Regions from separate parts of the Homo sapiens genome. Here all the other regions are linked to region 4. Evidence: chromatin loops called from intact Hi-C (ENCODE). Cell type or tissue: chondrocyte. All regions are shown on one strand. Region 1 overlaps GRIK2 (glutamate ionotropic receptor kainate type subunit 2). Region 2 overlaps GRIK2 (glutamate ionotropic receptor kainate type subunit 2). Region 3 has its middle 1.7 Mb from the start of GRIK2. Region 4 holds the start of GRIK2 (glutamate ionotropic receptor kainate type subunit 2).

What was found. A loop is a pair of places that touch in the nucleus more often than their neighbours do. Peaks named below come from ENCODE experiments on the same cell type or tissue, not always from the same donor. Only the 100,000 strongest peaks of a DNase experiment are listed, where the experiment ranks them.
Region 1: it touches region 4 in a loop (2.2-fold over the local background); 2 of 110 quality-filtered maps call a loop at or near these places.
Region 2: a loop joins it to region 4, with 2.0 times the contacts of the local background. A loop is called at or near these places in 8 of 110 quality-filtered maps.
Region 3: it touches region 4 in a loop (8-fold over the local background); 5 of 110 quality-filtered maps call a loop at or near these places.

Annotation. Positions count from the first base shown.
Region 1 is chr6:101,723,968-101,726,467 of GRCh38, forward strand. The region is part of intron 7 of GRIK2 (glutamate ionotropic receptor kainate type subunit 2); the gene reads left to right. Among named protein-coding and RNA genes, the nearest start is that of GRIK2, 330 kb to the left of the region's middle. In chondrocyte, no CTCF peak of the experiment used is centred here; no DNase peak of the experiment used is centred here.
Region 2 is chr6:101,644,510-101,647,009 of GRCh38, forward strand. The region is part of intron 4 of GRIK2 (glutamate ionotropic receptor kainate type subunit 2); the gene reads left to right. Among named protein-coding and RNA genes, the nearest start is that of GRIK2, 250 kb to the left of the region's middle. In chondrocyte, CTCF peaks have their summits at 1,452 (motif pointing left) and 1,652; no DNase peak of the experiment used is centred here.
Region 3 is chr6:103,122,006-103,124,505 of GRCh38, forward strand. No RefSeq gene overlaps it. Among named protein-coding and RNA genes, the nearest start is that of GRIK2, 1.7 Mb to the left of the region's middle. In chondrocyte, CTCF peaks have their summits at 1,188 (motif pointing left) and 1,387; a DNase peak (open chromatin) is centred at 1,136.
Region 4 is chr6:101,392,261-101,394,760 of GRCh38, forward strand. GRIK2 (glutamate ionotropic receptor kainate type subunit 2) reads left to right here and starts at 1,448. Exons shown (of 17, transcript NM_021956.5): 1 at 1,448-1,577. In chondrocyte, CTCF peaks have their summits at 1,354 and 1,553; DNase peaks (open chromatin) are centred at 1,301 and 1,371.

The sequences.
Region 1 (2,500 bases), 330 kb after region 4:
GGTATATTTTATGTACTCTATGAAATTTCTCTTCTCTCAAGAAAGTTGTAGACTAGCCATATTTATCTTAGGTTGAAGATCATATGTTCTGTTTTGCCCTGGACATTTCTGGTTGTCATAGGGTAGTAGTTAATAATACCCTCTTTCACTTTTCAAAATACCTCAGTTTGAATGATAAGTTATATGTCCACCCTTGCCTTAGGTATAGTCTTTATAAAAAAAAAAATTTAACTTTTATTTTAGATTCAGGGGGTACATGGACAGGTTTGTTATATGGGAATATTGTGTGATGCTAAGGTGTGGAGTTTACGTTATCCCATCACCCAGATAGTAAACATAGTATCCAATAGGTAGTTTTTCAGCCCTTGTGTCCCTCCCTCTCTTCCCCTTCTGGTAGTTTCCTGTATCGATCGTGCCCATTTTTATGCCCACGTGTACCCAATGCTTAACTCCCACTTATAAGTGAGAACATGTGGTACTCGGTTTTCTGTTTTTGAGTAAATTTGCTTAGGATAATGACCTCTAGCTGCATCCTGTTGCTCCAAAGGACATGATTTTGTCCTTTTTCATGGCTATCTAGGATTCCATGGTGTACATGTAACACATTTTGTTTACTCCATCCACTATTGATAGACACCTATGTACAGTCTTTATTCACTATTTAAAATAGATTTATGGGATTCATCAACTGTGCATAAGAGCATTTGGGTAGGTGAGGAGGCATTAATGAAAGATGGTCCAGACACAATTCCAATATTTAGAAATTGGTATCTGGTTGGGGAGAGAATAAATACTTTAAATGATTAAGACAACACCTAATTCAGTGACAGAATAAGTGATATGCCTGAAAAATCTAAGAGTTCTGAGAAATAGGAGGTTTGAGGGCTGAAATGATGAGCATTTTCCATCTTCTCTCCACTCTGTTTAACATTTCCTTACCCCATGGGTATCTCACTGAAGGACTCCTGTGACCTGAACCTGCCTTTTCTGTCTCTTTTTCACTTTATTGCTCTCTGTAAGTTAGTGTGTCTGCTATGTTCCCATTGCCTCCAACATTAAACTCTCATAAAAGTTTTATTTTCTTTTACTTTGTGAATTCAATAAATCTACTAGTTACTTTGCCACAGTGATCCGGGCTTATGGCTTTACACGGGTAATAATCATTCATATATTAAGTGGCTGCCCTTATACTCAGCAAATCTGTTCCTTCAAAGTGAACTTTTGCAGCTATTGATTTCTTTCCCTAGTTCTTGTACCTTTTACCAAAAAGTTGGATTTCCCAAGAGCAACACCATTGGGAAAACATTTTAGTAATTGATTGCGATATATTTTGAAGGCTATGTGATCTTAGTTCTGTGGGATTCCAAAAATGTTAATTATAGAGTCCTCTCTATTGTAATTTCTGAAGTATCTTCTCTAAACTACCTCCACTGAATCTGAATTCACATTGTCTTATAGTAGAAGAAGATATTATTCAAATGTTTAGGAAATTTCTCAGGAAACGATAATTTAACCATCTGTATTTGCCTTGTATATCTGTGGGACAATAGACACATTGATTTAGTATTTTTCACTGTTTTTTGTATAGAAGACATTTTTCTTTTATGTTCTTGAGTAAATCATCTCAGAAAAGATGTAATATTTTTATGTTACAGGTAGCATCACCATAAGAATGGCTCACTGATTAGTTTTGACTTAAATACATGTTTACCTTAGCTATGCTAAGATTAAGTGTACAATTTTAATCTTCAATATCTGTAGGCTTCCAGGTTTCTGGACAGAATTCAAGAGAGTATCATTTTGTACTGGTCACTGACAGTCCAAAGACTGTCGTTAACTCTGATGTTTTTCAAATGACATATTGTGTTCACCTGAATGTTTGACCCAACAAGGAAAATGAATATTTATTCCATACATCCTTAAAGAAGGGAATTTTTCTTTTGCTTTTCATAATGTAAATTACATGATGATTGCATAAAGTTTTCATTGAGATTAGTTTATAACAATTTTTTTCTATAAATTTAATTAATAAAAATATCTAAATCTTAAAGTCAAACAATTAATTTTAAATACAGCCATTGACTTTTCAGGACTTTTAAAACCTCATAAAGATTAAAAACTGCACTTATATATATAACAGTGCTAAGATAGGTCTTAGGTAATTGTAATTTTCTCTTTATAGGAGATTTGAAGAATAATCTTCCTATGTTGGATAACGCTTTATGCAAACAGTGTCCAGAGAAAAGATATAATCCTCATTAAAAGTGGTTGTGCTTGCTTAGCCTCTATGTTTAATAGAAAATCAAGACTTGCTAGTGCAAAGATAGTGTCTGTTGATTCAGAAGATTATAGCAGTGATTTTCCAGAAGCTAATGAAAGGTACTAAAATGAATTGATAATCTAACTGGTGCATTTTAAAACGCTTAAAGAGAACTTAATATATAATGTCTTCATGAATTGCTTCTAGTTCTGTTTTAATAATAAACTCGTAACTCAGATA
Region 2 (2,500 bases), 250 kb after region 4:
GTTAGTCACCAGCAGCCCTGTAGAAGAGGCTGTGGCTGGAATTTGAAATTATTAAATATCACTGGACAGGTTGGAGGCATAAATAGGTTCCAAAGAACAGTCTTGATTTAGGCCTCATAATGCTGCTTACCAAGAATCAATTAACTTTTTAGGAAAAAGTGATATAATGAATTTTTGAGTATGGAATTTTTAATTCATATAATGTATTTAGAACATTAAAAGGTTATTAAGTTTTGTAGTTATTGGTGCTATTTACCAAATATATCTAGCTCTGGTCTCAGGCATAGAACAGAATTGCATTTTCTCACCCTCTTTGAGGTTAGGCAAAGCCATGTGATTTTCTTTTGCCAGTGAAATGTGAGCAAAGTACTGAAATATTTCTTGGTGACTGTTTCAAAAGTCAGTTATCAGTTTGTCACATTTTCTTCTCCATGCTATAGTAATGATGAGAACATGATTCTTGATGGAGGTACTGGAGTAACTGTAAGGTGCAAAGCCACCCTACCAATCCATGCTAGACAAACAATAGGAACGGCAATAAACTTGCCTGTTGTTTAGCCCCTGAGACATGTAAACATAACTTACCCTATCCTGACTGTACAACAAGTAAGACATAATAATGGCTGTAGAAAGCCTTGATAACAGAATAAGAAGAAAAAAAAAAAAACTAAAATCAACCATAATCTTACCCAAATGAGTCATTGTAACTATTTTTATATTTACCTCTTAAACTATAGTGTTACAAAGAAGCTTAATTCATCATGTCAATTATTTACTTAATTGTGACAGATGTTTACTCTGCTAAAGGTATATGCTGTTGCTCTCTCTCTCAGGAGATTAGCTTCCCTGTCAGTAGCTATTGTGTTATAACTAGCCATCATCAATTTTTCTCTTAAGTGGGAAACTACAATACATAACAAGGTTGTTTTGAATCTCATATGAGACAAGGTATATAAAATAAGTGGCACATAGTACGTTAAACAATAAAGATGGGAGAGGCCGTTTGTCTTTCTAAAGGTTTGCTTATCAAAATTTTAAAATACTTGATACCTTCAAAATATAAACCATTTTTGTTCAACAAAACTAAAGCATAATGTAATAATTCTCCATCTCCCTTAAGCAAGTGTATGCCATTTGTCATTTTCTTTAAAAATAAATGAACTTGTTCAATTAGTTGAAAATTTTCTTTTATAGATCTGATTTTACAAGTTGATGGGTTTTTATTGCAGCATTATGTAAAAAAGCTTGAACTTTATTGCTCTTGATTAGTCCTTATCCTTCTAAGAATTTTAATGGTAATAGAATATTTTAAGATGCATCAGTGCACATTTATGTTGAATGTTAGTATCCTTTCTGCTCTTTACTGACTAACACTACAGTTAATAATAAAAATTTATCTTTATTTTTGAAGGCTTATTATGCATATATGATATTTATACATTTTTGGTGATAAATTCTATCGCCACCTAGTGCTTTGGACAACATTTTATATTTCTGCCATTTCTTTTTGCATTACATTAAGATGTGTAAACTGTGACTGCCCATTCTTCTCATAAGACTTTTCTCTCCCCAGTAAGCTTACTTTTCTCTCCCCAGTAAGCTGTTCCACAAGGGCAGAGAATGCGTTTTCTTTAGAACTGTGTCCTCACCTCCTGGATCAGGGCATGGCTTGTAGTAGATGCTTAATGCACATTTGGGGAGTGAACTAATAGATAAATACTATACAGTTCAGAGTCCAATAACTATATTCTGACACAACTACATCCCCTACTTGGATTTTAAAAGAGAAAGTTTTTGTATCTTCTTGATGATCTAATTATAATGCTGTGCATCTAGTTTAGCCAGGACAAGATTTACATATGTTGCTGAATTTAGTAAATTCTTACTTCCTGGACTTCAGATAAGGTAAAAAGTAAGCATAATTACAAAGGGCAGGAAAAACCCTTAGTTATGAAAATATGTATTATCTTGACTATGGTAATTATATCATAATGTCAAAGTTAATCAAATTTTACACTTTAAGTACATATATTTTAGTTTACTTTAATTAGAATAAAATTGAAAACAAAAGCCAAAAAAGTAAGAATAACATATTAAATTGCTTTATATTACAACAGCAATATTTCTGTAAATATTCTTCCTCTACATTTCAAAATTTGCAAAAGATATCACCACAGGCAATTGGGCATTACTTTTGAGATTCTTTGTCAGTGGAATACATTAAATCTCCCGCCTGATAGAGAAATTAAAACTGCCACATTTCTGTCTCTGCTAGCATCATCTTGAAATGTTCATCCCTCAAACAGGAATAGATGGAAAGGAGAGGAAAGGAGAGATGAACAGAGTTTGGAGAGGAAATTACCTCATTACTATGAGCACAGAGAAGAGAGACAAGAAAGAGATATAAAACATGAGAGGTAAACATAATAATCATCATGACAACAACAGCTATTGAAAGCTCGCTGCATGCCAGTAACAGTCTAAACACTTAGCATGCATT
Region 3 (2,500 bases), 1.7 Mb after region 4:
TCTTTTCTGAAGTTCCAAGCCTTCTTCTATCATTTCCTCTCTGTTAAGAGAAATCTTTCACCTATTCTTCAAGACAAGCTACGTTAAAGTAAGTTAACGCAGGAACAGAAAACCAAATATGGCAAGTTTTCACTTGTATGTGAGAGCTAAATAATGAGAACACAAGGACCCATAGAGGGGAACAACACACACTGGGGCCTATCAAAGGATGGAGGGTAGGGGGAGGGAAAGGGAGAAGGGAGCGGATCAGGAAAAATAACTAATGGGTACCAGGCTTACCATGAATGATGAAATAATCTGTACAACAAACCCCCATGAGACAAGTTTACCTATGCAACAAACTTGCACATGTACCCCTGAACTTAAAAGCTTTAAAAAAAGTTCCAATGAAGACCAGATCTGAAGAATCCCTGAGAAGGCAAAGCCAATTAGGTCACGCAAGTGACTTTAACCTTGCTTGATTTGCAAGTTATTTCTTGTAAATACCTATATTAAAGAAAAACAGAACTTAAGCTTAAACAATCTGAAGCAGCCAACAAACATAATTAGACAACAAGGGATTTTCCAACAGCATAGGCCAAATAAGACAACTGTATAACCGTAACTAATCAAATAGTTTCTTTTCTTGACTTGTATGTTCATCCTATAAAAGCCTTCCCTTTGCATTTCCTCAGTGGAGCTCCCAAACTTTTGGTTTGGAGGTTTCCAGTTCATGAGTTATTGTTTACTCACATAAACTTTAAAACATTACTATGCCTCAGTTTCCCTTTTAACAGTTTGCTAGCAACAAACTGTTTTCCTTTAAGCCTATCTGTTTCCCTTTAGTTATTGATAGATTTCACCTGATACAGAGTTTATGGTTGGCTTGTCTTTTCTTTCAGTAATTGAAAATGTTATACCACTTCAATCTGGCTCAGCTTCCAGTTAGGCCTGGCAGACACTAGGGACAGGGAAAGGAGAAGCTGACAGTGCCAATCAGTTCCGCCTTCTACGTTGTTCCCTCCTGGATGCCGTATAGGTGTGGAGACTCTGTTTCCTTCTGATTCTAATGATAGGAACGGGTGCTGGGAGTGAAGTAGAGTGGTAACTAACCCTGCTTTGCCTCCCTCATTAAGTCTCATGGCTGTTGAGTGGCGGTGGGGCTTCAGCTGGCTCCTGGACTCGGTTCACACCATCTTGGGGGAAGAATTAGAGCGCCACCTGCTGCCCCTTTTGTCTGTAGGATGGAAAATTGGCTCACTGCAAAGTCCAGCCAGCACCAGACATTGGTGTGATTGGAACGCTGCCTCCTGTTTTCACAGTCCAGGAGCAGGTTTGAAGACGAATTCCTTGCTAGGCCTTGCTGAAACCACTGAGGGCATCAGGGGAGGGGCAGATGCAGGGGTGGGGTGCCATTTTACTGTTGGTGTTTGGTTGGAGTATGGTGAGTTTACTGCCCAAAACGTTTACTATTGTGAAGCCACATTTTTCCTGGTCCTTAAAATAGGGCAAACTAAAGATTTCATGCCCATTGATGGTTCAGGACAACCAAGCTTCTCCAGAGACCTGTCTGGGACAAGGAAGCATTTGAATACAGTCTGTGTTGTATGAGTGGCAGTGGGGTAGGGAAAAGGTCAGACAGGAGAAGAGCAGTTTGGTTTTCACCACAAAAAGCTTGTTGTCCACAGAGCAGTGGTGATGTTATGGTGTGGAAGTGTGGATGGGTAAACTACAAATTCAATACAAATGAGAAGGCAGAATGGAGATAAACATATTTGTCTCTTTCTCTGAGAGTTTTATGAGGTAAACACTGTATTATGTTTTTTTTTCAAAATCATTTCCTTTCATTATGTATAAATGTTCGCCTAAATATGAGACCATTAGAACACATTTGGCATCTTAGAAGGAATGGGAAAGATAGATAATATAAAATGAGCTACTAGGCAATACATTTAAGTGGTTTGTTTTTTACAAAACTGTCCCAAAAAGGAGACAAGGTGTCTGACAGCTAGTCTTTTAAGTGTCTTTCTCTACAAAACATATCTGAACATCCAAATATGGAAGAGAGGAAATTGGGTACCTCAAAATGACTCTTTTAAGAGCTTTTCTCTGGCTCCCAAAGAGATTTGTTTGTTTTCAGAAGATTTATTCTGTTATTATCACATCTGAAATGTGCTAGAAAGAAAGACTTTTGTTAGCTCAGAACAATAGTAAATCAGCTATCCTAAGTGCATTTCTGTCTTAAAGGTTTATTTTGTTTTGTTATAATTGAGATGAGTCAAGGAGACAATGGTATGGAAACACTTTTGATTCTGCATTGGGACAAAGGTCAGTAACTCAAGGCCCCAGTGTCCTTGGAGTAAAAACATTTTATAAATATCTATTGGTGGGAAATGCTGCTCTAGTGAGGATTACAGCACACCTCTAAGAGCCTGGTGGCTACCAAAATGTTAGAAAGAGCAAGTGTCTTAGGAAATACATTTTGTATTCTATTTTTTGAGTACACTGGACAAGCTAAATA
Region 4 (2,500 bases):
GGCAAGTTCTGGTCTCCAGCTCAGACAACGGGTCCCTGGGGACTCAGAGCCTCTCTAATTCCCGGACCTCGGAATTAGATAGATAGTGGAGAACCACCAGGGACTGGAACTGCTAGGGGACTGCAGAGCCGTGGAATCCCCCCTGGCCCCTTCTTTATGCAGCCCGTTTGAAATGGTCTCTTGAGCCCAGTGCGCCTGGCCTGTTCCCGCTTAGCCTCACTTAAATCTCCTCGCGAATCTGAGCTGGCCAACTTCCTCTGGGGGAAACTGCTAAACTCAGCTCCAGTTAATATTGTAGGGCTGAGGATAAAATAGCAACGGTTTTGAATAGATGTTGACTTTTCCGACCCAGAGGAGCGGAACTCAGGGATTGTTTGCAAAAGCTAATCGTTTCCACAGTGAAGCAGGGAGAGCCTGGTGCGCTCACCGCCGCCAGCCCCTCCCTGGAAGCCAAGCTGCGGGAAGACTCTGGGACTCAGTTGCCCCTCCCCATCTCTGGCCTTTAAAAGAGTCCTCCCGAGAACTTGGACCAGTGGCCGCCAAACCAGGGCTGCTTCCCAGACTCCTGTCTCCAATCTTGGAGTCTGCGACCTCAGGTTCGGCGCCCACTAGATCTCGAATCCAACTTCTTTCTGAAATGTGTTTAGGTTGAGAGTTCCGGGGCCTGGGCGGGAGTTTGGTGGGGAGAGGGGAGTCTGCTATTTAAGGCGCCATACATACACAGAGACAGCCCGCCCGACCTCCTAACACTCAGGAAAAGTCAATTTCCAAGCATCTGTTCTCAATAATGGTGGCAGGGAGCAGGGCACTGTGACTCCCAGCATCTGAGGGAATACCCGCAGCAGCGCTACCAGAGCGCATTTGCTCTATGCGCTGGAGGTCGGGGTGGGAGGGTGCGCAGATCAAGATCTTTTTTTGCGAACCTCAGGGAAATGACCGTAGTTGGACTAAGAGGTCCACTTTGGAGACTACCAGCAGCCCTCCAAGCCCTGGCAGTGGAGAAGTTTCGTTGCTATGGTTTCGGAGAGGCATAAAAGCCATCACCCAGAAGCAAATGTGTTTGGGCTCCTTATATGTGTTGTCACCACCCAAGGCTAGGCAAATTCCTCGGCGCTTTGCATGCATCACTCACTCCCTGACAGAGCATCTTGGCCTTAGTCTCCCCATCCCAGGAGGCGGGTGTGCGCTAAGGGAGCGAAGTCCAGCCGGAGGCTTCGTAACATCCAAGTCTAGGGACACCAGGAATTCTCTCGCTCTAGCTCCTGTGGTCCAGGGGTGGGAGATGCCCCCGAGTGGCCGCGGCGGCCAGGAGCGTGCAGGGGCCACGGGGAAAGGAGCGCGGCGCCTTTAAAGCAAGAGGCGAGGAACCCCCGCCAGGAGGCGTGTCTGTCTCTGCCGCCGCCGCCGCCGCTGCTGCTCCTCGGTCACCGTCTTCGCCGCTGCCGTCACTCGCGCTCGGCGCCGGCGGCTGCGCTGGTCGGTCTGGTAGCTGGGGACTTTTCCGCCCGACCTCCTCCGGCTGCTCCTCCCCGAGGACCACCCCACCCCCTCCCCGCCCACCTCACCCCTAGCTCCAGGTAAGGACTCCCCGGCTGTGGGCTGCACTCCGGGCTCCTTCACGAGGTGTTTGTTTTCAAGAGGACGGGAGGGACTGCGGGTGGGCGAGGGGCATTTTCCACCTGGAGAGAAGGAAGAAGGCGAACAGTAGCGCTGCGGACGTCCGTGCGCTCGGGGCGCCCGCTGGACGGATTCACTGCGAGTCTTTGTCGGGCTTATCTCAGCCAATTCCCGTCAAGCATGCAAGTGGCTCTGTTGGCTGCAGTCGCCTATGTTCTCCACATAAAATGATTTAAGAAGTGGACGTGTCAGGAAGTGGCCTCAGCTACGGGGACTCACGCGAGGCGAAGAGAATGAGACAGATGGCAAGAAGCTGTGTGGCTGCCGGCGGGTCTGACGAACTCCCCATCCCTCCTTCTGCCCACCCATCCTTCCATTAACCCTACTCCTTAGTTCTGCGCTGAGGAAGTATATTTATTTTAACCGGCACCCGTATTAAGAGCTTCTGAAAAAACTTGGAGGGCGTCCCATTAGGGTAAGGAGTGGGCAGTGTTACCAGGGTGGATCATAAACCTCAAGAACTTTTAACGAACCACATCCTCTGATATTTTTACCTTTAAGGAGATAGAGTTTCTTTACCAAACAACACGACCGAGCTGAGGCTCCTTAGAGAATAATTTCCAATTTAGGCAATGGGGAATATTAGAAAACTTACTATTAGTAGCCTTTTGGTAATGCACAGATTATCTTCTATCGTTTATTCATCTCCATACTGTAAGTATTCTGTCATCAGAAATTATCTTATGGATTGATGATTATTTTCATTTCACGAGAGATGATTGGTTCATTTGAGTCTTAATTAGTCAGTTTAGTTACTGAAATAAATGCAATTGTATTTCAATCTTGATTTGTCTTAGTTCATTACTTTCTAACTTTATAGAGT